Regions from separate parts of the Homo sapiens genome. Here region 2 is linked to region 1. The links are chromatin loops, found by intact Hi-C in ENCODE. Cell type or tissue: IMR-90. All regions are shown on one strand. Links, peaks and the distances in the headings refer to the core of each region. The heading gives the core; the rest is flanking DNA. Region 1 holds the start of LOC124902561. Region 2 has its middle 8.6 kb from the start of EBF3.

The links. A loop is a pair of places that touch in the nucleus more often than their neighbours do. Peaks named below come from ENCODE experiments on the same cell type or tissue, not always from the same donor. Only the 100,000 strongest peaks of a DNase experiment are listed, where the experiment ranks them.
Region 2: it touches region 1 in a loop (17-fold over the local background); 6 of 110 quality-filtered maps call a loop at or near these places.

What each region holds. Positions count from the first base shown.
Region 1 is chr10:130,177,782-130,192,960 of GRCh38, forward strand. GLRX3 (glutaredoxin 3) reads left to right here. Exons shown (of 11, transcript NM_006541.5): 11 at 1,561-1,891. The coding sequence ends at 1,611. LOC124902561 reads left to right here and starts at 2,332. Exons shown (of 2, transcript XM_047426136.1): 1 at 2,332-2,540; 2 at 6,087-15,179. The coding sequence starts at 12,287. The coding sequence ends at 13,444. RefSeq lists an enhancer at 12,046-12,546 and silencers at 12,388-12,717, 12,768-12,887. In IMR-90, for the core only: a CTCF peak has its summit at 2,035; a DNase peak (open chromatin) is centred at 2,030.
Region 2 is chr10:129,965,297-129,980,475 of GRCh38, forward strand. No RefSeq gene overlaps it. Among named protein-coding and RNA genes, the nearest start is that of EBF3, 8.6 kb to the left of the region's middle. RefSeq lists enhancers at 1-76, 1,112-1,732, 5,457-6,076, 6,717-7,602, 7,603-8,486 and 1 more. In IMR-90, for the core only: a CTCF peak has its summit at 6,537 (motif pointing left); no DNase peak of the experiment used is centred there; H3K27me3 peaks cover 3,622 bases.

The DNA.
Region 1 (15,179 bases), core at 58-5,057:
TGTGTGACAGCATCATTCCTATTTGAATTTCATCCAGAGGAGGTCATACGGATTTTAATGGTTTTATTGATTGATGTTTATGCTGTTCAGTGATAACCTGAAATGTTATATCATACTAAATGTTTCTTTAAACCAGAAAATCTTATTTATCATGTCTGTCCTTTCAAGCTTGGTGTCTATAATCCAGATTTTAAATCTGAAAAACAGGCACAAGGAGCATGGCGCCTGTACTGCAGTTCCAGTCAACCTGGTGGTAGCTCTTTTGATGCCATGTCTGTTTCTGAATTGTTAGGTCTTTTTAATGGTTTCTGCCTTTCCCTCTTACTGGTACTCTAGCTTTTCCTGAGGCAGAGATGTGTTGCCAGGTTGGGTTTCAATAGCAAAGCCTGATTCCTCTCTGTGAGTGGAAGAACGGGAGGGGAACAAGCATCATATTTGAGTAGACTTTTAACGTCACACTGCTTTTTTTTTCTTCCTTTTTTTCGAGACAGAGTCTCACTCTGTCACCCAGGCTGGAGTGCAGTGGTGCAATCTTGGCTCTTGGGTCACTGCACCCTCCACCTTCTGGGTTCAAGCAATTTTCATGCCTCAGCCTCCTAAGTAGCTAGAATTACAGGCACATGCCACCATGCCCACCTGGCTAATTTTTTTTTTAATAGAGATGGGTTTTGTCATGTTGGCCAGGCTGGGCTTGAACTCCTGACTTCAAGTGATCTGCCCCCTTGGCCTCTTAAAGTGCTGGGATTATAGGTGTGAGCCACTGCGCCCAGCCACATTACTTCATTCTTCAACCTTGAAAGTCACTTGATTTATTTTCCTTATTTATTGCTACAGTTTAAATAGGGGCTTCATTGGCTCCAGTTGCTGCGTTTCCTAATACTAAACAATCTGTTGGTTTTAGGATACCTTAACTTCATTTATTTATTTATGAATGAATGAATGAGATGGAGTCTCGCTCTAGCCCAGGCTGGAGTGCAATGGCACGATCTTGGCTCACTACAATCTCCACCTCCCGGGTTCAGGAGATTCTCCCTGTCTCAGCCTCCTGAGTAGCTGGGATTACAGGTGCCCGCCACCATGCCCAACTGATTTTTGTATTTTTAGTAGAGACGGGGTTTCACCATGTTGGCCAGGCTGTTCTGCAACTCCTGACCTCAGGTGATCTGCCCTCCTCGGCCTCCCAACGTGCTGGGATTACAGGCATGAGCCACTGCACCCAGCCTTATTTATTTATTTTTTAAGAGACAGATTTCACCATGTTGGTCAGGCTGGTCTTGAACTCCTGGCCTCAAGTGATCTGCCCACCTCGGCCTCCCAAAGTGCTGGGATTACATTTGTGAGCCACCACACCTGGCCAAGAATACCTTGTTAAATTTTTTAACCTGATAGTGTATTCAGGGTTTATGGCTCATTTAGTTTGAGAGTGTTAAGAGACTGGAGTTTTAATCCAATAGGTGTTTCTTTTGGTTCTCAGATATACATACAAGCTGTGATTGTTTAGATGTTTCCATCTTTTTATATATGCATATACATATTATTATTGTTGTTTTTTATTTTTAGGAACTGAAAGAAAATGGTGAATTGCTGCCTATACTGAGAGGAGAAAATTAATAAATCTTAAACTTGGTGCCCAACTATTGTAAGAAATATTTAATTACATTGGGAGCAGTTCATGATTTAGTCCTCAGAAATGGACTAGGAATAGAAAATTCCTGCTTTCTCAGTTACATGTTTTGTGTATTTCACAATGTCGTGCTAAATAAATGTATGTTACATTTTTTTCCCACCAAAAATAGAATGCAATAAACATCTTCAAATTATTAACAATAATTGTATGAAAAAAGTGTATCTTTACAGCAGTATTAAACATACAGCTACTATAATTAACCCACCTTAAATCTCTTTTTCTTAGTACATGAGTATCTTCTAGCAGTTAAGAAAGGCAGTCTTCAGAAAATGGAGAACTGTGGCGGAATGCAGTACACAACAGTATTTAGGACAACTCCTTTGCCAACACAATGGCTCCCCTCGCTGGTGAAAGATCTCTTTACAGCTTAGGAAAAACAACGGAAATTAGTTTCTGATGTCATTGCTGAGCTCGGCACTGGTTACATTGCAGAGGCAGTGTAGGATGTCTGCAGGTTTAGAGACTCATTTCACAAGGCACCAGTAGTGAATTATCAAGAAACATTTAAGAGGAAAATGATTTCTCATTGAATATGGTACAACAAGCACTTTTTTCATAAGGTCTAGAAGAATGGGTAGTCATGACAAAGAATGGAAAAGTATTGTCATTTGTTGTAAGCATCACTACTTTTTTTTTTTTTTCAGACGGGGTCTGGCTCTGTCACCCAGGCTGGAGTGCAGTGGCACGATTATGGCTCATTGCAGCCTCGACTTCTCGGGGCCAAGCGATCCTCCTGCCTCAGCCTTCTGAGTAGCTGGGACCACAGGCGTGCACCACCATGCCCACCTAATTTTTTATTTCTTGTAGAGATGAGGTCTCCTGCCTCAGCCTCCCAAAGTGCTGGAATTTACAGGTAGGACCACCACACTTGGTCCACTTACTTATAATAAACATTGATTTGGTCGTTCAGGTTCCTTTGGTCCTCCTATTGAGAACAGTTTGAAGTCCATGAAAATTTTAACAATATTTTTGATCCTGAATCTAACATATTTGAAAAATAGTTGCTCCACTAGGCTTCCACAGTGCAGGCTTCAAATGGGATGGCTAAATTCACCTCATGGTTCTTAGTTTTTTTTGTACTTGTGGCACATTCTCTTCATATATTACCCCACCCTGTTTGTTTGGGCAGTTAAGATGCTGGTACTGTCTGGTGGCGATAAGGAAAGGGAAACAGAAGTCAGTAATTCAGACAAGAATAAACAGGATGAAATGCATCTATTCCTAGGTAAGATTAGCCCACCACCTCCACACTGCTGCTGTCTCTTCAGCTCAGGCTGTTTTTCTCTGTTTTGATTGTGTAAAGAGTAGAGTGCTGATTTGTGTGTTACAGAGGGTGGTCTGTACAAGTCATAAAGCTCGACATGGCCTTGCTTCCTGCTAGGTGTTAGGACACCCATGATGGTGGAGTCTCTTGGCATTCTGTGTAATTAGATAAGGCTGTTTATAGCATTGGTCCATGAGAACTTCCTTGTTTCTATTTAAAATGAAAATCATTGTATAAGTAAAACTTCTTAAATGTAGATAGAAATAGAATTTTTACTGAAATTTTATGAAGCCATTGGCCGCAGGGATGTGTGTCATGGAGGAGGGCTCCATACTTTTTTGGTATACTTATCTCAAACTTAATTCATTTGCATACTGCTTTTTCTCTAAGTGCCAACTGTCCTAGTATATTTTCTAAGTCAACTTTTACTTTCACTTTATCCTAAGCAAGAATATCTTTGGCATCACAGACTCAGTAAGCCTGTTTTTTTCTAATGCACATACAAATAAATAAAATGCACAACTTTTAACATAAATGGCTGCCTCCAATTTGGGAAATACTGTTCTGGCCAGAGGCCGTTGCTCTGATAATGTCATGTGGTTAGTGCATTTTAGGAAGACCTCCTTTCCCTTTGGTTGACTCCTGCAGGACATAAGATATCAGTGACGTTATCCTTTGTTGAGCCATCCTGGTTTGAGTCAGGATGAGTGTTGAGAGTTTTTGGGGAGTTGCCCCTGTGTCCTATATTATTTTATCCTCTTAAAGTCTGATGGTCTTTGGCTCCACTGACTCCAGGTAAGTTGGGGTGACAGTGCAGCATATTTCTATTTTCTAGTTGTTTCTGGCCAGACATGGGGAAGGTCAAGACATCTTGTTCATGCAAACGGATTGATGGCCATTCCTAATCTGATTTTATTAGTGTATTTTAGGAAGTAAAGTAAGATTCTTGAGCCCAGCTGAACTTCCCCTATTGAATTTTCTAACAAAAAGAGAGTTTGCGTATGGGTTTATAATTGAGCCTGCTCTTGTAGAAATGTTTTATCAGAATTGAAATCCTCTCTGATCCCCAAATTCTAGAGACAAAGTTGTTTTCTGAATTTGAGAAATCTGTTCAGTTCACAAGGAAAGGTGACAATGTGTCATTTGGATGTTGTCCCACACGTGAGGCCTCGTTGGGTGCTTGTGGTGGGAGGGACCCTCCAGGCAGGCTTTGTATGGAGGGTTTTCATGTCTGGACACATTTCTGTTCCGAGAAGCACTGCTGCGTTTTTGGGAGCGTGGACCCTGGCCAGAGCCTGTGGCCAGCTCTGCCTGCCCTCCCTTTCTTGGCCTGCTCTTTTGAGTATGTAGTGGGGCTTTGTGTGGCATCCTGCCAGGTTAAAGCTGCATGGTGCTTAGGATAGAGCTGGTGCTGTGGGGAGGCTCTTGATGATGGGGGCTGCCATCTATTTGCCTGTTAACTCTTAGAAACCAAACCTCAAATGTCAGAATTTCCTTTCTAGAAGAGGCTGGTTGAATAGGAACCAGAAAGGCCCTCATACAGGCAGGGCTGTTCACTCCTCTTGACTTGCGTGTTTGTGCCTTCCTTGTAGGAAGGCTTCTTAGGGAATTGTTATCTGTTTAGGGGAAATAAGCCTGCAGGAATGAACTTTTTTTTAAAATAAAAACTCTTGATCAAAAATGGAAAGAAAAAAACCAGTGAAACAGGCTAGGTAGTTTGTGGAATTCTCCTTTGCAGGTGAGGGGAGAAAGCAGCTATCTCAAGGGCACAGCTACAGATTGGGAGCTGGGGCTTCCATCCAGGGTCTGGGACACCCAAACCTTAGGCTTGCCCCTCCCGGGAGGCCTCCCCCTCAGAGCTATGTGGGATGCAGTTGCCTTTTTACCTGTGATGAGAAACTGGTGAATTGCCAGGATTCTGGCTCTGGCTTCAGTCTGCCCCTTTCCGGGGATTAGAGGGCATTAACCCTACTTCCTACAGCCAAGCAGCTCTTCCTCATGACTCTACTTTCTAACTCCGGGGGTTGACTGATTGATTTGAAGACCGCCTTGTTGATGAATGTGTTGAAACTTGCTATCATAATGTAAATGCTCCTTAATAAAATAACAGGACCTGGTGGGTTCAGTTGCCTTGCCCACGTGTGACTTACATGTTTTTGCCTTTTTTTGTTGAACACTGAGCCTTGCAGAACCATCAGGAAGTCCACCTTGGTCCCACTGGATTGATCATTAAGAAGGAAGGAAAAAAGTTATTTGCCATTTCCGTTCTTTACAAAAATGTCTTAAGTCTGCTGAGGAGTAGACTAAAAAATAGCATGTTTTTATAATTAGAAAGCCTCATTTTAATAACTTAAAAATGTTTAATCTCTGAAACAACTGTAATACATTTTAAGCGCTTGGTAATCATTATCTGCCTTATTGGAAAGAATTATACAAATAAGACCTATCTTGACAGTCAAAAGTTACAAGCTTAAGATTGCAATATGAAACATGATTTCTGGTTTAGTTTTTAAAGTAAAATCAGCTTTCTTTTCCTTTGTTTTTTGAGACAGGGTCTCCTCTGTCACCCAGGCTGGAGTGCAGTGGTGCAGTCATGGCTCACGGCATCCTTGACCTCCCAGGCTCAAGATCCTCCCCCGTCAGCCTCCTCAGTAGCTGAGATGACAGGCATGTGCCACCATGCCCGGCTGTGTTTTGATTTTTTTTTTTTGTAGAGATGAAGTCTCACTATGTTGCCCAGGCTGGTCTCAATCTCCTGGGCTCAAGTGATCCTCCCACCTCAGCCTCCCAAAGTGTTGGGATTACAGGCCCTAGCCACCATGCCTGACCTAAGATCAGTTTTCTTAAATTTGACAGTTGCTACTTTTCAAAATTCAAACCTTTCTAAATAAAAGTAAGTTGATTATTTGCAGATGAATTCTTGTTTTATACACATTTCAGATGTTGAGTTTGAGGACCTAGACCCTTCCCTTTTTGTCTAGTCACATTTCCTCACGGCCGTCCACTGATCGTTGAATCAGCGTAAATATGGACAGTTTCTCTTGAGTCTTTGGGTCTTCATTTCTGAAGGCTCCTGTGTCACGTAAGACTTAAATAAATCTTACGCTTTTCTCTTGTTAATCTCTTTTGTTATAGGAGTGTCGGCTGTGCCCCTTGTGATGGGTGAGGAAAGGTATCCACCTTTCTGAATCAGACACAAGCTGCAGTAGCTTCCTGATGCCTCATTCACCAGGATGGGTAACTTTAAAGACAAGTTTTATAACTGGCATCCCATCTGGTTTCAGAGTCTTGGGGGCTTTTTTCATACAGCTTTGTCTGATATTTAGAGACATTCAGATTCAGAAGCCATGAGTTCAGTTAGCTCATGGGCCGGGCACGTGCACTGACTCACTGGCTGCAGCAGAACACGTTGAGGGAGTCTTGGTGCACTTAGGTCACTGTAAGGTTCTAGGGCTGGGAGCTGGGATTTGAACCAGGATCTGTCAGCGCAGCCCCAGTGCTGTGCTTGAAGCCTCGTGCCACACTGGCTTTGAGGTAGCACGCTGCAAGTTAGTGAGTGGAGTTGCCCAAGTCTGGGGCTTCTGAAATGACCTGGTATTTTTATGTTCCTGTTAGAAATGGTGTGGCTTTCACAAATTAAGTGCCAGGCTGGGCACAATGGCTCGTGCTTGTAATCCCAGCACTTTGGGAGGCGGAGGCAGGCGGGTTGCTTGAGCTCCGGAGCTTGAGACCAGCCTGAGCAACATGGCGAAACCTCATATCTACAAAAAATAAAAAATTAACTGGTCATGGTGGTGTGCACCTGTAGTCCCAGCTACTTGGGGAGCTGAGATGGGAGGATTGCTTGAGCCCAGGAGGTCAAGGCTGCAGTGATCGTGCCATTGCACCCCAGCTTGGGTGACAAAATAAGAGCCTGTCTCAGAAAAAAAAAAAAAAACAAAAAAACCTAATTGCCAGGACCCGCAAATTCTGACTGAAAAAGACCTTCTTGTTCTCCCCACGGTCATTCATCTAAATGGTTGTCAGTGGTACAGTGTTCATCTTTTCTCAAAAAGTCAAGTTTTATTTGAGGAAGTTACAGATTTCCATATGAACTCCTAGAGAGAGAGCCTGCCCTTGTTCAGGGTTGCCCGGGGGATGCCTGCCATGTGGTAAGGTAAGGGTTTCTCTGCCCCTCATCTCCCAGCCTGCTGTCCCCAGGAGCGAGTTCCTTAACCCCTAGCCGTGTCGTTGAGCCCAAGCTTGTAACCTGGATATGGGAGCTGTCTATTTAGGAAGAAGGCATGTGTGGTAATTTCTAAAAGAATTAAAATAGATTTTTATGCTCTTGTATTATGTTTTGTGCTTAAAAGGAAGAGCCCCGATATAATGGAGAAAAGCCAGAAGGAGCTTGGATGCCCTCAGAGAGCCCTGTCACCTGTCTGTAGGGGCAGAAAGGAGGATGCCTTTCCTCACCCATCACAAGGGGCACAGCCAACACCTAGAATAGATTACCAAGGAAAAGTATAAAATGTATGTAAAGACTTAGGTGACACAGGAGCCTTCAGAAATAAAAACCCAAGAGAAACTGCATGTTCACACTCAGATTCAACGAAGAGTGGGTGGCTGTGCAGAAATGTGATTGGACAGAAGGGAAGGATCTAATCGTAGACTGGATGGGGAAGCCTTGCCCCGTGTGTAGCTTTCTTCCTTCCAGGTACAGGGCAGGGCCCTTCTGGAATGAAGGTCTGGGATCCATTTTCAGATAAAGTAGTGTTGAGGATGTCTTTGTGGCCGGCTCCTGTAGTGGACCTCAGATCCGGGTGCTCGCCAGTTACAGAGTCCAGTTGACAAGAGCAAGGTCTGGTAGAAAGAAAGTGACTATTAACCAGAACTAGTCATGGGGATATGGCTGGATTCCCACCCAAAGTAACTACTTTGAATTCTGGAGAGAAGGCAAGGGTTTAAGAAGTGGGGAGTAGGAGCTTGAGCTGGGAGGCGCGCAGGGATCGTGCTGAGTACAATGTGTGTCTTGTTCCGGCGGCTGTCCTGGGCCTCCGTCCACCTGGAGTGCGGGCTGGTGTCATCTCAACAAGTGGCCAGATTTGACTGCTCACCTTGAGGTAAGCTCTGGGATTTTGCAGCTGGGTTTCCACGCTTGGTCTGTCTCAAGATTAGTCCCTAGAACTTCGAAGTAAGCACGTAATTAGAGACTAGCTCACAGACACATGTGAAGAGAGTATACGGTGAGAAAGGGGAGGGGTATGGAGTCTATTTTAAGATTAAGGGAAAAGGCTTCTGCAGTTTGCTCTAAGGTTGCATCTCAGGACTAAAGAGAAAGGAAAAAAAAGTCTAAAAATGCATTTTGAAGTTAAGCTGCTCAGTTACACTCCTACACAAAGGCCAGGGAAAGTTAGAGTCATATTTCTAGTTTTTTTTTTTTTTTTTTTTGAGACAGAGTTTTGCTCTTGTCCCCCAGGCTGGAGTGCAGTGGCGCGATCTCGGCTCACTGCAACCTCTGCCTCCTGGGTTCAAGCGATTCTCCTGCCTCAGCCTCCACAGTAGCTGGGATTACAGGCGTGTGCCACCATGCCCGGCTAGTTTTTGTATTTTTAGTAGAGACGGGGTTTCGGCATGTTGGCCAGGTGGGTCTCAAACTCCTGACCTCAAGTGATCCGCCTGCCTCAGCCTCCCAAGTGCTGGGATTACAGGCGTGAGCCACAGAGCCTGGCCGTATTTCTAGGTTTTATGGCTGGCCTCGCAGGAGAGGGGTTCTGGTTTCTATGACCTGCACTGGGGAAGAGGCATTCTACTTTCCGTGGCCTACCTTGAGGGGTGGTGGGGTGCGGGCAAGGGAAGGGGCCAGAGGGTCAGAGAGCCCTTGCCTCTGAGGCCCTTCCGGTGTCCTGCAGTTCCTCAGTGTGCCAAAACCACAGGCCTTGGGGTATCATTTTCTGAGCCCCAGCATATCCCTCTATTTTGCCCTTAGGTCTGGAGGAAGGTTCCAGGGCATTTGCCCTTGGTGGGTGCAGGTAGGGAGGATCTGCGGGTCTTCCTCATGCCAGGAGTCTTATCCCAGAATCAAAGGCTCCTGGTGGGTAGGAGCGTGTCCCATGTGCAGCACGCTTGGCTGTCCGAAGTTGCTGATGAGAAGCAGCATAGGATCTGGCAGGGACGGTCCTGAGTGGAGAGGCTGAGATGGGAGGTGGTGGCCCACGGTTAGCGGGCTGGATTTTCTGGGGCAGCCTCCATGCCAGCATTTTGTCTTCATCCCGGAACCCTGTGCACTGAGGTGCAGGAAGCGTGTGTAGTTTCACACACTTAAGTGTAAGAAAGCATGTTCCTGTTGAAAATAACACCCCGCTGGGCATGCTGTGGGGTGACGGCAGGTTTTTGCCCTCCTCCTGCAGCTAAGCACTGGAGCCCTGGGTTCCCATCGGGGCTGTGGCACTGTGCTGTTTCCCGGGCCACTGCCAGGGAAGGAGCCTCCTATATTGCTGGGCAGGGCCTGCGTGCAGGTCCAGGTTTATAAATTTTAGAGCTTGTTCAGAAAGCAGGCAAAAAGTGCTGTTGGAGGTGCTAAGATATAAAGGTTTTTCCCCGGGTGTGTATTATTTGCTACTTAATATTCTAAAGAAAAATTAGAACATTAAGTTATTAACATGAATGTTTCTGCTTTTCTTTGCACTGTGTAGTGGCAATTTCAAATGCAAATATAAGAGCATTTAACTTGTGTGTGGGATACTTGAGCTGGCCCATCTATGTCTATCTCAGCTTCTGCCAGGATGCTGGAGGCACTGCACAAAAGGAAATGCTCTTGATCCATGCACATTCCCTCAGCGAATGCTGCCTTAAGGCTAAGGTTACCATGAGAGAGAAGGAGCTGTGGGTTGCCCTCTCATTGCCTGCCTTCTGTGTCATCTTCAGTGTGAGTAGTTGGCTAGTACAGGCAAGAGACAAGGCAGAGAGGATATGATGGCTTCCTCCGTCATCCGTGTTTCTTAGAATGCAATTGCTCTCTTTCTGGGCTGGAAGCAAGTTCTCATGTGATTGGAAAGCGTGGTGCCAGGGCTGTCAGCTCCAGCTGTCCTGTCGTAGCTGGTTACATGCTGATGTTGCCCTCGCCTTGAGTCTTGTCACCTCCGATGCTGAGGCCCACTGGAACGCTGCTTCTGGCGCATCGCGAACCCTGCATGTTAGCCGGGTGGCAAGGAGTAGCCAGTTCTCTGCTCACCCACATGCTCTGTGGTGCCCCTGCACTAACAGCACGAGTTCAGATAAAATTATTAAGAATTTCGAGATGACGAAAGCAGAACGTGAAACTGAGTGTGGTCCTTCTGAGTGCAGGGCCCCATGGGACCGCACAGGTGGCAGGCCTGGAAGGCCAGCCCTGCTTCAAGGAGTGTGGCTGAAGGAGGTCGGGGAACTCAGGCCCTGACCCCAGGGTTCTCCTTTCCCGGAGATTCTGTTAAAGGGCCACTCACCTTAGCCATGATCTTCTTTGAACTTGCTCCGAACTGCTCGCTAGAGAAACACACACCCGGTCACCTGTGACCCCTTGTTCTAGGTGCATTCCTGCAGGGACATACTCTCCACCTGATGCTGAAACCACCACAGCAAACAGGTGCTGTCATGAATAGTTGACATGTATTAAGTCATTTAATTCTCACCACAACCCTATGAGGTAGGCATCTTCAGCCCCATTTGACAGATGGGGAAACTGAGGCATGGGTGAAGCACACTGCTCCTGGTCATAGTACCTGTTGGACCTGGGATTTGACTCTGGGCCTCCTGGCTGCAGTTTGCCCTCTTAACCCCTATGAGGTGTGAGGAGTCAGTGAATTGGCTCCTGTGGCTTGGGAGGGAGACATGTTCCTCTGGGTGTCCAGGGACAGCACTGGGTGCAGGGTGGAGTGCTGGGCTGTGGATGGGCCCATATTGGTCCTAATGGTAGGCAGAGAGGGTGAGGAGGTGCCCAGGACCGGCTTTGCCAGAAGGAGAGAGAACGCTGGCACCACAGGAGCAGCCCACCGTGAAGGCCATGCCCTGCCCGAAGCGCGGTGCCTATTTAGAACCCGAGGGCCCCCCAGCACGATGGCGTTTTGGGGGTTATTTTTGTTGGTGGGGAAACAAGCTCAGGAATTTGCCAAAGCTCTTATCCAAGGGGCGAGTGGCTCAGCCAGGGTTCATTACCAGGCTCCGGATCCTGCTTCTCCCGGATCACAGCAAGCGCTGTGCTTAGGCCTGGGGTGGGGGACGGATTCTCCCTGAAGGCAGGTCTGACGCGGGCGGGAGCACCCACCCCGCTGGGTTCTTACGGCGGATCCGTTACCTGGGTCTCCAGAGGGTGAGGTCGCCGTGGGCACCCTGGGAGCAGCAGTTCAGATAGAAATCCTCCCATGCCGTGTGCAAACACTAAGTTTTTTGTTTTGTTTTGTTTTGTTTTTTTTGAGACAGAGTCTCGCTCTGTCGCCCAGGCTGGAGTGCAGTGGCGCGATCTCGGCTTACCGGAAGCTCCGCCTCCCGGGTTCACGCCATTCTCCTGCCTCAGCCTCCCGAGTAGCTGAGACTACAGGCGCCCGCCACCACGCCCGGCTAATTTTTTGTATTTTCAGTAGAGACCGGGTTTCACCCTGTTAGCCAGGATGGTCTCGATTTTCTGACCTCGAGATCTGCCCGCCTCGGCCTCCCAAAGTGCTGGGATTACAGGCGTGAGCCACCGCGTCCGGCCGCAAATACTGGAAGTTTTAAGTCAAGCGAACAAACATTAAACTGTTCTGTCCTCTTACCTTGACAAATACACCTACCAGTGACCGGGAAGGCTGCCTTGTGAATTTAGAAAGTCCTGGGTCTTGGCAGCTTCAGGGGACAGATCGCCCCGCTCACGTTTGCCCCTCTTGCTTCCCACCCTGTTTCTGTCCCTTCCCCGGGGCCCTGGGGCACACAGGGGTGGGATCGGGGGTCCAGGCCGGGAAGGGCTGCTCAGGCTCCGGGCACGCACTCCTGGGGGCGGCCTGTGCACATCCCTTTTGGAGGGGTCTGCCCCACGCATCCGGGGAGGTACGCAGCCCCTGGTGCCAGGGTCCAGGTGGTGCTACTGGGGAGGGCGCGTGCAGGAACCAGCAGCCCTGGAACCAGACGCCAGGGTAGGAGCTGGTCACGAGCCCTGCCTGGCTGGGTCGGGTCCCTGTCCTGGGTCCCAGAGTGCCCTGGACGTTGGGGCTGCAGGGACACCCCGGGGCCAGCGACGGCAGGTGATGTCCAGGGCCCCGCGCCAACTGGGAGCTTTGCTGCCGCTGCGGCCTTGTGTGAATTTGGAGGGACAAGGCCGGGGCGCGAACTGAATCTACTGTCATATGCGGAGTCAATGCACCATCTCCAGGACCTCGAAAGCCTCAGTTTCCACGTATGCAAAACGGTCCATGGTGCCCTCGTACCCTGGTCGCTGCTGCACCATCGAGGTCAGCGCGCGGCAAGTCCCAGGTAGGCCACGTCGGCTGCAGACCTCGGCGGCGGGCGGTGGCGGCGCGTGTCCACGCGAGGGCGCTGCGCACCGCGCTTCAGCCCGACCTCGCCTTCTGCAGGGGCGGTCTCCTGGCGCCAGGGGGCGTGCGAGGACCGAGGAGAGCGCAAGAGTAAGCCCGCGGGTGCCGGAGCGCGCGCCCCGCCGTGTGCTGGGTCCAGGGCGCGCGGCCGGCCTGTCCGGGCCTCCTTCGCAGACGAAGCGGCTGGAACGTCTCGGGGGCGCGCCAAGCCGGGGGCGCATGCCTGCACACGTGTGCGGGGCTCACCTGGTGCTGCGGCCGGCTCGGGCGTTGCCTGCACGCACCGTGCTCTACCTGCGGGAGCGGAGTGGAGTCCGCGGTGCCTGCGTGGCCGGGGCAGGGCCCACAGGGTCCGGCTCAGAGCCCCGCCCCGCTGCCTGCGGCTGCCGAGCCTTTCCAAGCTCGAGGGGGCCGGGACCTTTGGGAAACCAGCGCCTGAGGCTTGGGGGCGGCCGTGCTGGGAGTGGCGGCTGCCGGGAAGCAGGGCGGATCCCTGGACACCTGGAGCCCTGCCCCCTCGTCCCCGGGGACCCGGGGGTCTGTCTGGTTGGGGTCCGAGCGGCCTCAGGGTGGGCGCTGCATCCTGGCCCGGGGTGCACGGTTGTGCGGGGGACACACTTGTCCCGTCCTGCCCGAGCTGCGACCTGGGCCAGAGAAGGGAGCGGAGCTGGCATAGCCCCAGCCCCAGCTCACTGGGGCGCCTTGCCCGCCTCCCCAAGCCTGGGCCGGCTTGGCCGCTGCAGCCACCGGGCCTGGGCCCCAGCACTCGAGCCGCAGGGCGTCGCAGGCCTGGCCTCGCTTCCCCAGAGTCGGCCCTCCCCAGGAATTTTTTGTTCCTTAGCCCTAGTGAACCTTCTGCGTCCCCTCGAAGAGGGGAGCCAAGGGACCTTGGGGACAGTTGAGGTTCGGGTTTTTAAAACACCAATAGGCTTTATTTTTAGAACAGTTCTACATTTACAGAAAAAATGAGCAGCTAGTCCGGAGTTCTTATTACAACCCCTGCTGCCTCCCCCCGTGAACATCTTGCACAGGCGACGTGCATTTGTTCTAATGAACGAACAAATAGTGACACGTTACTATTAGCTAGAGTCCATACAGCTGAGGTCCCCTTTCTGTCCCAGGATCCCACCGGGTCGCCGTCTGCTCACGCTCCTTGGCGGCAGCATTTCTCAGACTCTCCTTGTCTCTGGTGATCGTGACGGTGTGAGAGTATTTTGAAGGCTCTTTCTCGACTGGGGTTTTCTCATGGTCAGGTTGGGGCAGCGGTGTTTTGGGAGGAAGCCCGCAGAGGCAAGGCGCCGCCCCCCTCCCATCACATCGAGGCTACACGCTGCTGACACGCCTTCTGGCTGCGGCGCTGACCTTGGTCACCTCGCACGTCTCCACCCCAGTTCTGCTTTCTCCCTCCTTCTATAGGGTGTCGTTGGAAGTCCCTGTGTGCAGCCTACGCTGAATGAGTGTCCCTGAGGGGGAGGAGCCCATAAATTGCTGGGTTCTGCGTGGAGACTTCTGCATATTCATCTCTTTTCTCCATTTTTTTTTCTTTTGGAGACAGGGTCTCTCTCTGTCACCCAGGCTGGAGTGCAGTGGTGCGAACACAGCTCATTACAGCCTCGACCTTCTGGGCTCAAGCGATCCTCCCACCTCAGCCTCCCAAGTAGCTGGGACCACAGCCATCATCACACCTGGCTAATTTCTTTGTATTTTTTGTACAGACGGGGTTTTGCTATGTTGCCCAGGCTGGTCTTGAACTCCTGATCCTCCAACTTTGGCCTCACAAAATGCTGGGATTACAGACATGAGCCACTGCACACAGCCTTCTCTGCATTTACTCATCTATTTGATCATTCTGTCAGTGTAGACTCATAGGTATTATATAAGGGGTTAGGAGGGGTGTGGTTATAGGCTGCTGGTGTACACTTGGGCACTTGTTGTGTGTGTCCCTATGCTTGTCTGTGTTTGAAATGTTTCTAATGAAGTGAAATAAAGATGGGGTTAGGGCCGCCACTGAGGGGTGAACCAGGCTGGTAGACAGTCTCTTACCAGAGCCTGCCCCTGTGTCAGGGAGGGCTGGGTCTGGATTGGGCTGTGTTGGGCCTTTGTCCCTGCCTGGTGCCCTGTCTGTGCTAATGGCTATGGTCCTAACAGAGGCTCCTGGGGCCTAGGGGGTGGTTCCTGTTGGCCTCTAAAACCCGCCCTACTCAGTGACCGAGAGAGCAAGTTGGGACCCACTGGGACCGGGCCCTGCCCTTCAGGTGGCCCTGTGGCCTCTCCGAGTGCATGGCAGTAGAAGTGGTGGGGGACATTGCAACCTGCAAAGTGCTGGGCTGGAGGCCACTTGCTGAGCCACGCTGTTTCTGGCAGGGACTTTCTGACAGGGCTGATGTGTGTCCTGAAGGGACTCCTGCCTGCGTTTGGGGCTGTCCCTGAAGCGAGAGCACGGGGTGTCTGTGGGGGCTGGCTCCCCTCTCCTGAGCCCACCCCGGTCTCTGTGGATGGCTGCCGGCCTGGGTTGATGGATGTGGGCTCATTATCTTGTCTGTCTTAGGGGAAGGTATTAGCTTGGCAGTTCATAAAAGATTTTAATTAAAGAGGGAAGAATCATTTTGGCAAACTAGCCTTGTTCCCACACTCAAATGACCTGTCAAAGTTATAAGTTCGGTTAATTTCCACACAAAACCTTGCTATTTTGGGGGAATTCAGC
Region 2 (15,179 bases), core at 4,593-9,592, 210 kb before region 1:
CTGGTTTCTAGGAATCGGGAGGGCAGCCGGGCGCGGGCAGACTGTGGGCCCCGCGGCCCAGCTCCTGTAGCCGGGACTCCGCGCCCAGGAGCGCGGCCCGCCCAAAGGACGTCTGCGCGACACGGAGCAGAGACCCAGGGGACGACCAGGAACTGTCCTAGGCACTTCCCTGCCAAGAGAAATCAGGCCCTTTTGATTAAAAGAAAAAAAAAAAAAAGATTGCAGGGCGCAAGTGTGTTGCAGGGCAGCCTCCTCCCGCCGGGTCTGGGGCAGCACTCCCTTTTCCCGTGAATTGGCAGCGTGTGTACGTTAATATTTTAATTAATCGGGAAAGTCGAAGTCCGATTCACGTTGTCTGGGGACCCCCACGCCTCTTGGAAGGAGTGAGAAAAAAGATGTGTTGGAAAGAGATCTATTTTGCTGGTGTTGGGGGTTAATGACTATTGCCAAAGATAAGTGAATTATCAAAGCTGTTGCGCCAGTCCCATCTCAAAATCCATTACGGTGCCGGCCGTCTAATTAAATACGTAAGTATAATAAAATCATATTTTATGACTATTTGAGGGTAATGAGATTAGTCTTTAGAAGCGATAGCCACATATTAAAGATGCCACTGTCTATAGAATGTTAATAACCTTAAATCAAAGTGTATGGAAACTGTTCATGATAAATTAAAAGAAAATTTCTGTATTCCTAATAAGCCCAGCGCTTTCCACTCTCGGCAGACACTGGTGTAGGAGGGAACACTTTCTTCGTGGAGAAACAACGCAAAATAAAGTTGGCCATCGAGGGAGGGTGGGGTTGAGAAACGCTTTGTCTCTGCGTGTTTAGCTGCTTCGGGGGCTCACGCAGGGCAAGCGGCCAGGCAAGCGTTATTGTCAGAATATGCAAAGTGCCTTTTCGGGAAAGATGAAGTTGGAAATAGGAAACAATGCTTCCTTTATAGCACACTTCCTAAAATGTCCAGCCTGTGCTAGAGGTGCCCCTTCCTTGCGCTAACGAAAGTATCATGCTTAAAATCATTTACAGTATCTTTAATTCAGATTACACGCGCCAAGGCGATTTAAATCTGATTACCAAATTAGAAGGTTTAAAAACAAATCCTTCTAAATCTGATACTGTTGACTAAAGAGGAAAAAAAAGTTCTATAAGCCCATCACATAAGGTAACGATCCTGCCCCAGAAAGAAAAGGGGTTTTAAACCTTTTTGACAACAAATGCAGCTGCCCCACTATTTTGGACGATATTAAGCGAAAATGAATGCAAATCTGTGTTCAGCAGCCATCTGGCCCGAAATGGGGGAATCAGCTGCTCTCACAACAGGCTCGGAGGCTGAATCCATTTCAGCTCATTTTCTAGATCATCTGGTCCCGCACCCAAAGCGTGGAAAATACGGTCTTTATCATTCACCAACTTTATCTTTTTTGTCACTCCGCTGCTGGCTCCGAGCTGTGGGCACAAGGACTCGCCTACCGGGCAGGGTCTCCACCTCGGCCTGCTGCGGAGCGGCCTGGGAGGGTACCCCCTGGTCCCCCACCCCATCCCACCCTCAGATTTTCGACTTGATGGGGCAGGAGCAGCAGCAGAGGGGAGCAAGGGACACCGCAGCCAGGCCAGGGATGGGGAAGGGGGCTGCAGGCCAAATCCCAAGTGTCCTGAGTAACGCTGGGAGCGCGTCCCGGCGCTTGGCCACCTCCCGAGGGAGCCCTGCCCCCACCCCTCGCCCTTTCTGGGGAAGGCGGGGCGCTGGGTACCCAGGAGAAGGGAGACGAGGAGAAACAGGCTGCTACTTTGGAAGTTTTGCAGGCCCACGGCGGCCGCAGGTCTAACCTCGGTGCACAGAGCGCTCCCAGGGGCCAGACCGGCGTCCGGGGGCCGGACTGGGCGGAGCCTGACCTTTGCCGGGGACCCCGCGGGCCGCGACGGCTGCGGCGACCGCTCAGGGCCCCGCGCCCAACGCGATTTGCACGGGTGGCCCTCGAGCTGCCGCCGCCGCCTCCTCCTCGGAGGGTGGGAAGTATTCCTTTTGTGCGGATTTACGGGGAGAGGCTTCAATGAGCCCCCTCACATTTGCATTTAAATAGCGGCATCAAGCGCTTCGCGTGCCACACACCAGTGGGCTCCCAGATGTCAAGCCGGAGTCAGTCAGATGGCCAGTGCCCAGCTGTCCTCCCCATGTCGTGCCGGAGCAGGCAGTGACCTTAAAGAGACAGCGCCCGCCGCCCCTGGCGCCCGGCTCTGGGAGCGGCGTGCCGGGCGCAGGGCAGAAGGCCCTGGCGGCGCTTGGGCCACTGATCCGTGGCACCATCAAAAAACCTGGCTGAAGTCTAGCGGGGGCTCTAACCTCCCAGGAGCCGCACCTAGGCTCACCCTGGCCTCCTTGCCCAGCCACTCAGTGCCCGAGCCACCGCGCGTGCCAGCGTCCTCCGCCGGTACCCACTACCCACCCGTGAAGGGGGCTGTTCGGCGCGCGTAGAGAGGAAACTTTCCCCTTACCCCTCCTCAGTCTCAGATCCTCCACTGGTGCCTGGTGCAAGGCCCAGAGACGGGGACCTGGGCTGGTACCGGACTCCAAGCCACCCCCACCCAGAAACTTCGGCCAAGTTGGAATCCCAGGGCGCGAGGCCTGCCGCGGTGTCTGCACGGGCCCAGGGCCCAGCGCCCAGGGCACCGGGCGAATGCCCCCTTCTTGATCGAGGCTTAGCCCAGGGCACCCGCCTACCTCCCTAACATCCTTCCAAAGAGTAATAAACTGCATTTCCGGCGTTGAGAAGCCTGGGCCGAGAGTTCCTGGAGGCCAAGTCCCCTGGAGTATCAGGGGGTGCGCGGGCTCGACCCGACGCCGCACCATCGGAGGGCCCATGGCCACAGGCCCAAGCTGCCTGGCCATGTCACTTGGAGCCTTCGGGAAAGGGTGAAAGCCAATGCACGAAAAGCCGCCAGTTCGTGTGCCCGCCGCCAGTGCTGAGCTGCAGGCGCGGCCCGCCCCAACGTCCTCCGCGCCCGGGGGTCACGCTCAGACCGTGCCGGCCTCCGGGCCTCTAGCCCTGCTCAAGCCTGGGGTCAGAATCGGGCGCCAAGCACAGGCAGGGGCCGGGGAAAGAACAGGAAAAGAGAGAGCCAAACTGACCCTGGGCCCCAGTGGGAAGGAGGTCAGAGGGGCCAGGAGAGACGCACCTAGAAAATCCCGGGAACTGCGGGATAGGGTGGAAACAGCACGCACTGGCAAAGCCTGCCCACCACGGGTGGTGACGCGGCCTCTGAGAGCGCTCCAAGTTCGTCTTGCGCCACGGGGTCACGCTCGTCCGTGGGCCGGGGAAAACCGAGAAGTAAGGGCCATCCCAACCTCAGTCGCGCACAAAGGGAGCCCGGCCAGGTTTGGGTGGGTTACTCAGGACCAGAGAGGGCGCCTTCGCCCTCTCGGCGCGGAGATGCTAGCCGCGGGGGCCTCAGGCGGCATCTGGCGGCAGAGCCCAAGACAGGCCGCGCACCCCGCCTGCCCTCTGAGGCAAGTTACTGGGCAACTCCCCCTGGCACATGGGGCAAACCAACGGGCGCCTCCTCCCTGCGCTGGAGGAAGGATGCCCTGTTGGGTTCACGGGTAAAAAGCAAAAACTGAAGGGTCCCAGACCCCTGTTCTCTGCATTGCCTCCTCCCTCTAATATTTATTCTGTACGGCTAAGATTGCTGAAGCCCGACCCCCAGTACCAGGGAAGGCTCAGCTTCCAAGTGAGAACGTGCAGGCGCCTCCTGCCAAGGCGGCCAAGTTTGACAAACAGCGCCTCCTGGGGTGGGGAGAGTGGAGTGCCGCTGCGCAGCCGGGAGCCGGGAGCAGAACAGCCTGGGCTCCCACCCACCCCGGGGCAGGTGTCCGCCCCGGGTCCTGCCGGCCCCAGCAGCTGGGCCCCGGCTCCTGCGCGACCGGAGCACCTAGTCCTAGCTGACGCCGTGACCCCAGGGGCGCGCGGAAACCGCCACACGCCGCCTAGTCCTAATTGCCGCCCACCTGCGTGAGCAAGGGTCGGACCAAGCCCGGCACTGGGCAGAAGGCCTAGGTACCAAGCGCCATGCGAACGTCCTTGCTGGAGAGAAACCTGCGCTCTAAGTGCCCGGCCCCGCAGCGGGGCGACGGACCTGACCTGGAACTCGCTCAACCTTCTCCCTGGAAAACCATGGGCGCTCCAAGCGGGGCGAAAACGCCGGGGTGTGCCTCGGCTCCTGCAGCGTGCTAAATTATAAGGGAAACAGTTAATTATTGTTTCCTTTTCCTAACTTTTCTCGGATTCCTTCGGTCACTTTGGCCGACCCCACGAGTCAGCTCTGGGGGCTCTTCTACTTGAGCGAAACCCCCAAATCAAACACTGGCGAACTTGGGCTTCTCCCAACGCACCCGGCAACCCGAAAGGTTGCCTGTCTGTAAAGATACTCCGGAGGAGCAGCCGAGCTGGAAAAGACAGCTGGTGCGTGGCGACGTCCCTCGGACCCTAAAAGGCCCATCGGTTTAGCAACGAGCTGGGATTTCTCGAGCTGCGTTCGGCGGCGCCCGGAAAATCAGTCCTGCTGGATGCGCCCGAGCGGGCGCGGGAGACGCCGATTCCGCGCCGGCCCGCCCCCGCCAGTTTACAAAGCAAACTTTCCCCAGAGAAGTTCCGAGATCGAACCACGCGCAAAGTGCGCCAATCAACACCTAAACAGACCCAAACTGTACAAACACGGATCGATCAGATAATTTCAAATATTATAATTGGCTTTAATTAAACACACTGCGTTCTAATTAACTCTGAAATTTTAGCATGCTTTGGGACACTGGTGTCTGATTTGATATTGTCAGTCCAGATGTCCTAATAAAATTCAATCCTCCACTCAAGACTTCAATATTCACCAAGAACAAAATGCAAATTAAATGTAAAACCTAAAGTATTGCCAAAGGTATAATCAAGAAAGGTGTCTCAAAACTTCTCACTTTTTATTACGCAGTAGTTTAAAAATGCAGATTACATCCTAACAAGACCTCTCCAGCATACCATAAATCTTAACTCTTTCATGGACGGGTGTGGAGTGCGATGCCACTGGCTTGAAGGGAAAGGAGGGGGCGGCCAGACCTCATAACAAAATTAAATACCCTCTTCTGGAAGCTAACCGCGCACAAAAGTTTGCCAATAAAATTCTAGTTTGAAACCGCGGTTTGCCAACACGAGTAAAGGAAGTTGGGGTGGTGGAGAGCTACAGTGGGCACGGACGGAAAGGGTGGCCACGGTCACCGATGTACTAATGTCCTCCTCCTCGGCTACCCGATCTCACTCCTTCACAGCACCTTAACAGAGTGTATACACCCGTTCTGGTGCGCAAAAGTGGGGCGATGGGTGCCGGCGGCCGGGCCGGGGAGTCCGTCCGGGTAATTAACTCAGCTCCGGCGACTGCGACGATGAGGCCGGGAGGGAAGGAAGAGCATACCGCTCTTGGACAGAAATGTGTCAAGCTCTCCTCCCTTCCAGCCTGCATAAACCCTTTCGCGCACATTCGCGCGACTTCTAAGGGATCCAAGCCAGCGGACTGGGTCCAGCAGCGCGCGGCGGCGGGACGCACCCCTCCTCTCCCCCCAGGAAGGCGGGTGCACGCCGGGGCTGGAAGGGGGAGGGTGCACCTCTGGCTACAAATTCGGCCGCGAAGAGATTCTTTACCAACTCTAAGGGTTTGCTGAATGTACAGACCAGAATGAGTCCCGTTAAAAGGAAGCTATTCCCACATTAAACATGTGTGTTTTCCATACTAATGGAGTCACTTAAAGCTGTTGCTAATTTAACTTTTTAAAAAGGCCACACTGTGGAAATTTGCATTTTCTTTAGGACATTGAAATGAAGAGAAAACTGCTGGGCGGCAAGGCGGCCCAGGGCATAGCTAGGGGCCATGTAGAAATAAAAACAGATAAAGAAAAGAAGAAAGAAAGAAACCGGCTTCTCTTCTAGACTATTAATAAGCAATTTGTCCCGCTGAAATTTACATTGCAAAGCGGAGGGCGCCGGCAGCCGTGGCGGCGGGCCTGGCGCGGGCTCCGGGGGTGCGTCGGCGCGGGGGCGGGGGGGGTCCTCCGGCCATCCGGGCCGCCCTCGGGGGCGATCCACCGGCGGCTTTGAACTCGGTGTCCTTGCCGCCGTGCCGCCGACCCTCGCCCGCACACGCGCGCATCTGCACGCCAGGGCCCCGCCTGGGCTGCGCACCCGGAGGCCGGGACTGGCGCTGCGCTAGCGCCACCCGGGCTGAGCTGCAGCCTTTTGTGGGGGGGGCGGGAATCCCTCCGCTCCCAGTGACGCCTTGGACTCGCGGACCCCCATCCGCCCCAAACGACTGCCCAGGCCTTAAATTAAAAATGGCAACAATAAGCTTAATTTTTTTTTCCTCCTTAGCCGCGCCGCCCCGGTCCAAGTCTACCGCAAGCGTGGAGCCCCGAGCGCCGCGCCCCCGCCGGCTCTCCCGCCCGCGCGCCGCCCGACGGAGCCGCGGATCCCGGGCCTAGCGTGGGGCCAGGGCGCCATCTACGGGCGCCGCGCGGCTCCGGGCGGCCGCCGCCTCCTCCCTCTCAGCGTCCAGAGCCCGCTCCTCCTCCCGCCGCCGCCGCCCTCGCCCCGCGCCGCCTGCCACTTATCACAATTACCCGACGCTCCCGTGCCATTTTGCTTATGAAACACTGATTGCTAGTTATGCGGACTTTTAAGCACTATATTAAAACTTTCGAAATGAAGGCGCTCTCCTGCCTGCGATTTTTAGGTACAAGATTAAAAGATATGAAATGTAAAGATAATGCAATTTGATTTGTTAGTCTAACTCTGCGATTTGAGACTTGATGTCCCCAAAGACCAGGCGAGCTTTTCCCCTTTATTTATTTTTATTAAAACATCAATCTACGCTGGAGCTGGGTGAACTCGGTTTCACCTGGAGAACATAAAATTCTCCATACCAGAGAAATAAGCACCTTTCATAAATCAATGGTATTCCTGACACATGGATCAATTTTTGGTTGTTAATCCGAAAGGAGGAGTTTTAATTGCTTCCTGCGTTGTCGTCCAGGCATCTAGGCGCTTCGACCTTCCCCATCCCTCTCTCCAAGGGTCTGGCGTTTGTACTGGGGGAAGACGGAGAGTGAAAAACGCGGGGTCCTTCAGCTAAATCCTCGGAACCCCGGATCTTCGCCCGTGCCGGTACGCGCCTCCCCCGCGCCGAGAATCCCTGGCACGCGATCGCCTCCCCGCAGGCCCGCCGGGAAGGCCGCGAGCAGAGGCCAACGGAGGCCTCCCAGGCAGTGCTCGCCAGGAACCAAGACGCTGCCAGGGCGCGGCGCAAAAGTTCACTGCGAGGCCAGGCCTGGGCGCAGCTCATGGTCAGGGGCTCCTGCCTCCACAGTCCCACCCCGCGCCTCCGCCGCAGCCCCGCCCGCGCTCCCGTAGGCGAGAGGAGCGCACCCGGCTCCGGGGCCCCGGCAACCCGGCCCCCAGCGTTCAGTGTCCGGCCCGCCACGCGCGAAGTTCAACTTTGCTGGCGCCGCGGCCGCCTGGGGGCCGCGGGCTGGGGCGGGGAGCCCCCGACGGGATCGAGAGCGCGCTTACCTGTGCCGCTCACTCGACGGACATCGCGGGCGCCCCGGCCGCGAGGTGTCGGCGGCGCCGGCTGCGGGCCGGGAGGTGGGCGGCCCCGCGCCTTCCCACGTTCCCACCTCCCGCCCTCCCGGGAGAGCCCACGGGCCCGGCCGCGAGCACGCCAGTGCGCACGCGCCACACTGCCTTCCACCGCGGGCGGCGGGCTAGGGCCGAGCGGGGGCGCGTGGAGGTGCCCGTAGGCGGCCCAGCGGCCCGCCTGCCACCGTGCCCCGGGGCCGCAGCTGCGCCCAGCGCTAGCCACCTGGAGGAGAGGCCTCCTGGGCCACGCGCGGGGCTCCTCCGCGGGGAGGCCCCCTTGCAAGGACCTGAGCCCCTCTCTTTCGTCGGGGGCCCGAGGGTATTCGTGCGCCTCCTTGGCCAAAAGAGTGCGCCAGGCCTGGAGTGGGGCACCGCTGCTGTGGACACCACTTCGCAGGGCATCTGGAAACGGGTCCCAGGCCCTGGGCGGCTTGAAGCCGTCTGTGTGGATGAGCGCACACTCCCGTGGGCAGGAGATGGCTGGGGTTCTCCCGGTCCTTTTTGGTAAAGTGGATGAGAGGACATCTTCCTGGATACGGATAACTTAATGCAAAGTACTCTACTGGGCCCCGTGACGGCTAAAATGAAATGGGAAGAGGCAAGAGATCGCCCACGAAAACAGAGAAAGCCCGGGGTTCTCCAATAAAGCCACGCTATGGAAGAAAAAACAAAAACAAAAACAAAAAAACGCCTGGATGGCTCCTAGATGAGCTTTGCGTTTAGAGCAATCTCAGTGAAGGAGGGCTTCGGCCGCCCTTCAGAGGCCAGGCAAGCCTGACCACTCCACTCCCATTTTTGATGTCACCCAGCAAATGACCAGAGGTGTAACTTTTCTCATAAGTATCTGGAGCTGCTGCTCTGGAAAAGAAAAGGGGTCAGGCGGGGGTGTGACCTGCATCCCCAACCTGATGGCCGCCCTGGGCTTGGGAGGGGCTGATTAGCCCAGACCCTGGCTCCGGGCCCTGGGCCCCTACCCAGGGCTGCTGCGCTTTTTCTAATTTGCCTCTTCCGGGAGAACCTGGGACTCCTGGAAGATCCTACTAATTCCTATCCATCTGCTTCTTCCAAACCTAAGTGTGATGTAGATACCTGAATAAAGACAACTTTCTTATTGCCGAGATTTGTCTGAAACAGAAAGCACTTTTGTGGGAATGTGGGCCTCACCCTCCTGTATCCATCGCTTTTTCTCGCCTGTTTCTTGCTCCCAGGCTTGTTTCGTGCTCTTCACTTTAAGCTTTTATAGTGAACGTTGAGTGTGCCGAATCATGAAATCTTACTGGAAGGGAAAGTTATTTTTGGCCATTTATTTAGCAAAAGGCACTCTAGAGAATGCAACCCAGAAATGTACTTTATTATGATCACTTAATGTAAGAAAAGAACTAAATAACGAATATTTCCCCTTTGTCATCTTCACTTGGGAATCATTTTTAATGTGAGCCAGCATGAAACCATTTAAGCAATATGCAATATTTTAAGATATAAAATTACCCATGTTTTTAATAGCAACTAACATGTATTGAATGTTATGTGTCAGGCCCAAGCTCAGAAAAGTTAAGGGGCATGTTCTTGTCACACTGCTAGGAAGCTGGGACTCCAACCCCATTGTGGGACTTCAGAGCTCTGGTCATGTGGTTCTGTCACTTGTGGCTTCAGAGGCAAAGGGAAGGGTTTGGGGAGGGCCACCATTCAGTGCCACACACAAAGACTCACAAGTGGCCTTTGCTCAGTCTGTTTGACCAGTTGAGGTAAAATGCTGTGGACGAGGCAAGAAAACAGTTCAATCCCTCTAATAACGACTTGGTGACTCCCTTCCTTCTCCAGCCCAACCACCGCCCCCCCCCACCAACCAAACACACACACCACCCTGCTTTCTGCTCCTCTCCTTGCCCCCTCTCTCCAAGGCTGCAGTCTCAGGATCTCTTTCCTCTAAACAGGCCCCTGGGCACACCGCGTTGCCCACTCAGTTCTCTTCTGGAGCCGCTCCTAGAGAATGTGGCCCAAGCCTTACCCTAGGTGGGTCCTCAAGACATAATTTTGCGGGAATGAGGAATGAATGGAGAGCCATTGGCCAGGTAGACAATGACTCCTGATCTCAGGGGTCTGGAGAGGAATGGCATTGGTCACATGGGTGCATCGCAGGGAACCTCGGCCTATTGACAGGAGACCCAAGGCCTTGTCTTCACAGACAAGAAACAGCACAGAGGTAGCTGTGAATGTAACGAGAAATCACGGCTTTCTCTGCCCCTCACTTACTCCTTCCACGCAGTGGAGACATCCCCCTCCCCACCTTCTTTCCCCATTGGATATTCACTTAGGCTGAGTCAGGTCCTTGGAGCCCAAGTCCTGAGTAAGGCCCTGCCCTCATGGAGCTTACTGTTTGGCATAAGAACAAATCCCCCTTACAGGTGAGACAGGTGAAAGGAAGAGGAAGCAGCTTTGGTGACGTTTGCATTGGGAGAGGCTTAGACAGATCTGACAGGTTAAGCTCAATTCTCTCAGGCATATAAAAATCGATGTCCATTTCATCTGTCGCTGTCCACCTATGTATGCTTTGTCACTGGCCACTGTACCTAGAAATGTACATTCACAAACATCAATAATCAAATCTGTTTCAATATTTACTTTTATCTCTTTTTTTTCATAGCAAGCAAGGTGTCTTGTAGCCACCACTAACCAGCTCGCATATTCAGTACGAGCCCAGGTGGCGACTCAGAGCCCAGCAACAGTGCACACCAATCCAAGGGGGCAGAGGCCTGGAGGACCCCTGCACAGAAACTTGCCAAGGGTGAAATGCAGTCACCTGCCCCAGAAGTCAGAACGTAATCATGGGTACTTTCAGAGGACAGATACTGAAACTGTCATTATCTGTTCTACTTGCAGGCGGCATGGTGCCTCTCGTTCTGATGTTAAACGTGTCCACCGTGGATCTTCCCTGCAGGAATGGAACACCTGGAGGTCAGGACCCACCTGCTCTCTTCATCTGGTTTACTCAGTTACAGAGCCAGGCACAATGTGGGGGCTCCGTAAAGATGTGTGCAACTGATAAATATGCAATTCAGTTCTTAAAACTTTGTATTATGGAAAATTGCAAACACACACAAAAGTTGATAGATCGCAAATCTCCATGTACCCCTCCTCCACCTTCAACCATTCTCAACATTTTGCTGTCTTATTCCTTCCACCATTCTTTCCTCATCATCTGTTTTCTTAGAAACTACATTTGTATATTTACAGGATCAAAAGCTGTAGATGAAAATGCACATTCCTCGAGTCCAGCATTCGGCCCCAAACTCTCTTTTCCACCTTAACTCGCACATTCCACACTAGTCCAGGCAGGTCCTGCCGGCCCCGTGACCAGCTTCCTGCTGCCTGCATGAGTGCTGGGCTCTCTTCCCTTGGCTTCTGGAAACTCTAGCCTTGGTCCTTAGTCCAGGGAAGCCCCTTTCCATTTTGACTGGACTTCCTGACACCATAATCACTGGCCAAAGGCCTGCCCCGGGTAGACAGGACATCCCAGGCACTTCCTGTGCTAGCTGCCTGTGGAAATGTGGTTCCAGCTGTGCAGAGCTAACCCTGGGAAGCAAAAGCACACATCAAAGCTGGCGGAACAGCCCAGCATGGGACAGGGGCCCGAGGAATCTGCACAGCACAACCGTAACCCCAAGTTCCCCAAGGTGGGACCGCCCATCCAAAAAGTGTGTGCTATAATGGTGGACAGGACAGGACATAAACATGCCTTTTTCTAAGAATAAAATTGTGTGCAACTGATATGCGTTGTTTGTAACTAAAAATAATTCAAGAGAGATATCTCACACTGAAGGAAGCTTCATATTGCTTCTGTGATTGAGAATACTTTGCAGAATCTACTTGGTAAAGACACTGAGATTCTCAAGATAGGAAACAAACAGGTTATCTAGTATTAATTATGCAGTGACTAGGTGGAGATGCTAGTGTCCCAGCCCTCCTCCCTGAGGCACTAAGAATGAAGAGAGAGAACAGGTCACCACCATGACCAAACGAAAGCGACTTCGGTTCTTCTGGCGAGGAGGTTGATTTTTCAGAGAAAGGTGTCAGGGTAGACAGGAACTCTACTAGAACAGTAGTCACCTCCCCCATCAGCTGTCCTGGATCCCCAACACCGACTCCTGCGGCTCTGAGGCCAATGTAAATGTGGTTGTGAGGTGAGAGGTCACATATCAGGTGACAGAGAGTTGAGAAAGAATGGGGCAGCTGCCCTCCCAGGAACTTCGCAAGCCCAAGCTGCAGAACTTACTCACCAGCCATGGAGTCCTATCCATAGAAGACAGGATCCATGTGAGCACAGCAACCAGAAACCCTGTGGTTCTGTTAAAAATATTTCTGATGCATTCATTCAATCTGTTTTTGTATATCCATTAAGAGTATTCCCTCAACTTGAAATTGTATATATTTGTACCATGAATTGTACTACTCAGGAGGAAGTCATTTTTATAAAATGTCAATAATATATTCCTTGCATTTAATTTTGAAATGATCAGAAGAGATGCATAATGACTTCTCTCCAGCCCTGTGGGCCACATCTCTGATCCAGTGCTCCAGGTGAGAGGTGGCACAGATGCTGACCTCTAGAAGCCCACGTAGTTTTGGCCATTGCTCAGCCAGTGGTGATGGGACAGCACCACTGTTGGACAGAATTCAAAAGATGCCCCCAAGATTCCTGTCCCCTCTTATTTGATCAAACACTAATAGAGGTTCTGCTGGGAAGGGACTTTATAGCTGGAATTAAAGTTAATAATCAACTGACCTTAAAATAGGGAGATTATCCTGGATTATTTGGGTGGGCCCAGTGTACTTTCACGAGCCCTTGAAAGCAGCAAGGGAACAGAAGAGTCAGCAAGGTGTACGAGAAAAGGAAGTCAGAGAGATCCAAGTGTGACAGCCACTCAGACTGCCGTGGCTGGAGCGGACCACAGGGAGAGCATGAGACTGACTTCAGGCACCCTCTAGGAGCCAAGATCAGTCCCAGCCGACAGTGGACAAGGACCTCGGTCCTACAACCACGAGTACCTGAATTTAGCCAGCAATTTGAATGAGCTTGCATAAGGACCCCAAGCTCCAGATGAGACACCGTCCAGGCTGACAGCATGATTTCAGCCTTGCTAGACCCTGAATAGGGCACCAGCCACACTTGCTGCACTTCCGATCTGCAGAACTGTGGGAGCGTAAGTGAGTGTTGCTTCAAGCTGTGCAGTGAGTGGTAATTTGTTACAGAAAAAACAGACAATGAATACATCCACCTTTGATGCCGGCCAGTGGATGAGCATCACTTACATTAGTCAGTTGTCATCTTGACATCACTTATGTCAGTCAGTTGTCGTCATGGTAATGCTGTGAAAAGACCTTCCTCAAATGCACTGGCTTAAACAAGAGCCATGCTCTCTCACCCATGCCCATGCAAGTTGGCCTCTGCTGATCTTGGTGGGCTGGTTGAGTCCAGACAGGCATGGCTCTGTGGAGGTCTGCTCCATGTCTCACATATTCTGAGACCAGCTGGCTACCCAGGGTAGGTGCCTCTCACTGCAATGGCAATAGTCCAGGGGATAAGACCAACCGTGCAAGTATACTCAAGACTCCACTCACATCCCATTGACCCAAGAAGGCAGGTGGCCAAGCTAAAGTCCATGACAAGGGGCATAGATATAGGAGGGTGAGTGGCTGAGCCAGTAGCTGGCAGAAGAGTCTGAGAAGGCTGCATGGGCCTCCAAACCCCTTGGTGCTGGAGCCCTGAGAAAGAGAGGCATGTTCTCCTGAGTCCTGAGCTCTTCTGAGAAGTCCCCCAACCACACTCTTCTGAACCATGCAAACCCCTCGCAGCACCCTCAGAGCCAGTCTGGCCTTCAGAGGGGCCAGTCACACCAGATGTGGCTTGATCTCCAGAGGTGGTGAAGGGCAGTGGCCAGGAAGAAGGAGCTCATGGCAATTCATCCCTCATCCATCCCTCCTGCTGGATAGAGAGCAGCTCTGGACAGGCCCTGTGTGTCCTGTTTGTATTTACTCCCTCCCACTCCCAGCACTTGACAGTCTTCCATTCACATACCTTCAATCCAGCATGCCTGCTTGCCATAAATGTCCCAGGGAGAGTTTGGTGTGATTGGCTCACATGACCATCCGGGAACTAAGTGTGGCGGCCTCAGGAGGATGGGCTTCTTTGATAGGCCGGCATCTGTCCTGGACTGGCTGGTGAGGAGTGATCCCCAGAGGAAAGGAAGTGGGGCAATGAGATGCACCCACCTCAGCAACTCACCGAGGGGCTTAGAAAAGCTGTTCTCCCTCCGCGTGTCTTTTCTTATTTGTAAAATGGAAGGTTTCACCCCTCAGTGAGTCATGTGGTTCCTATCAATGCTAAAATTTCATTATTTAATTATGGCTATAGCAGCCACTACAGGGGTTTCTTTAGTTGTATTTGTGGGACAGATGCTCTCCTTGCATCCTAATGTGCCCGGGTCCCTCCACGGAGCGTGAGTGGAAGTTCCACGGAGCGTGAGTGGAAGTTCCATGTGTCCCCTCTGGGTTGGGCTCTGAGACAAGGCATGCCTTCTCCACCCACTCTTTCTCTTTCCCTTAGCTGGAAGCTGAGGTCTCAAAAGCCCAATGCCCAGGGGACATCAGAGTCCCAGATGGAATAAACTGGGACCCCTTGGTCACTACGTGGAGGAATGTTGCCCAATGAGCAGACTGTCAGTGGACTGTTATGTGAGTGAGCAGTAAACTTCTGTTTCTAGCCACTGAAATTTTGCAGATTATTTGTTTATAACAACTCATGAGATGCTCATGGTGACCCGGTTTAAGTGGCCTAAAGAAGACCAGGTGCGGTGGCTCACGCCTGTAATCCCAACACTTTGGGAGGCCGAGGCAGGTGGATCACCTGAGGTCAGGAGTTACAGATCAGCCTGGCCAACACGGTGTAACCCCATCTTTACTAAAAGTACAAAAATCATCTGGGTGTGGTGGCGAGTGCCTGTAGTCCCAGCTCCTCGGGAGGCTGAGGCAGGAGAATTGGCTTGAACCCAGGAGGTAGAGGTTGCAGTGAGCCAAGATTGCACCACTGGACTCCAGCTTGGGTAACAGAGTGAGACAGGAAGAAAAAGAAAAAAAGAAGGAAAGAAAGAAAGAGGAAGGAAGGAAGGAGAGGAGGGGAGGGGAGGGGAGGAGAGGAGAGGAGAGGAGAGGAGAGGAGAGGAGAGGAGAGGAGAGGAGAGGAGAGGAAGGAAGGAAGGAAGGAAGGAAAGAGAGGAGAGGAGAGGAGAGGCCCTTGGCCCTTAGGCCAGAAAATTCTGCTTTGAAAACTTGAATGAGCTCTCTGTGCAAAGGATGGGACCCTCAAAGTAACATTTTGGATGCCCCAGTCCATCCTGCATAAGGAAAAGACTCCCTGAGGAACCTGCTATGCACTGTCTTGCTGGAGTGACAGCACAAAGAGCAGCAGCTTATTTTAAAAAGTAGAAAATTTTGTTTTATTTTAATTATAAA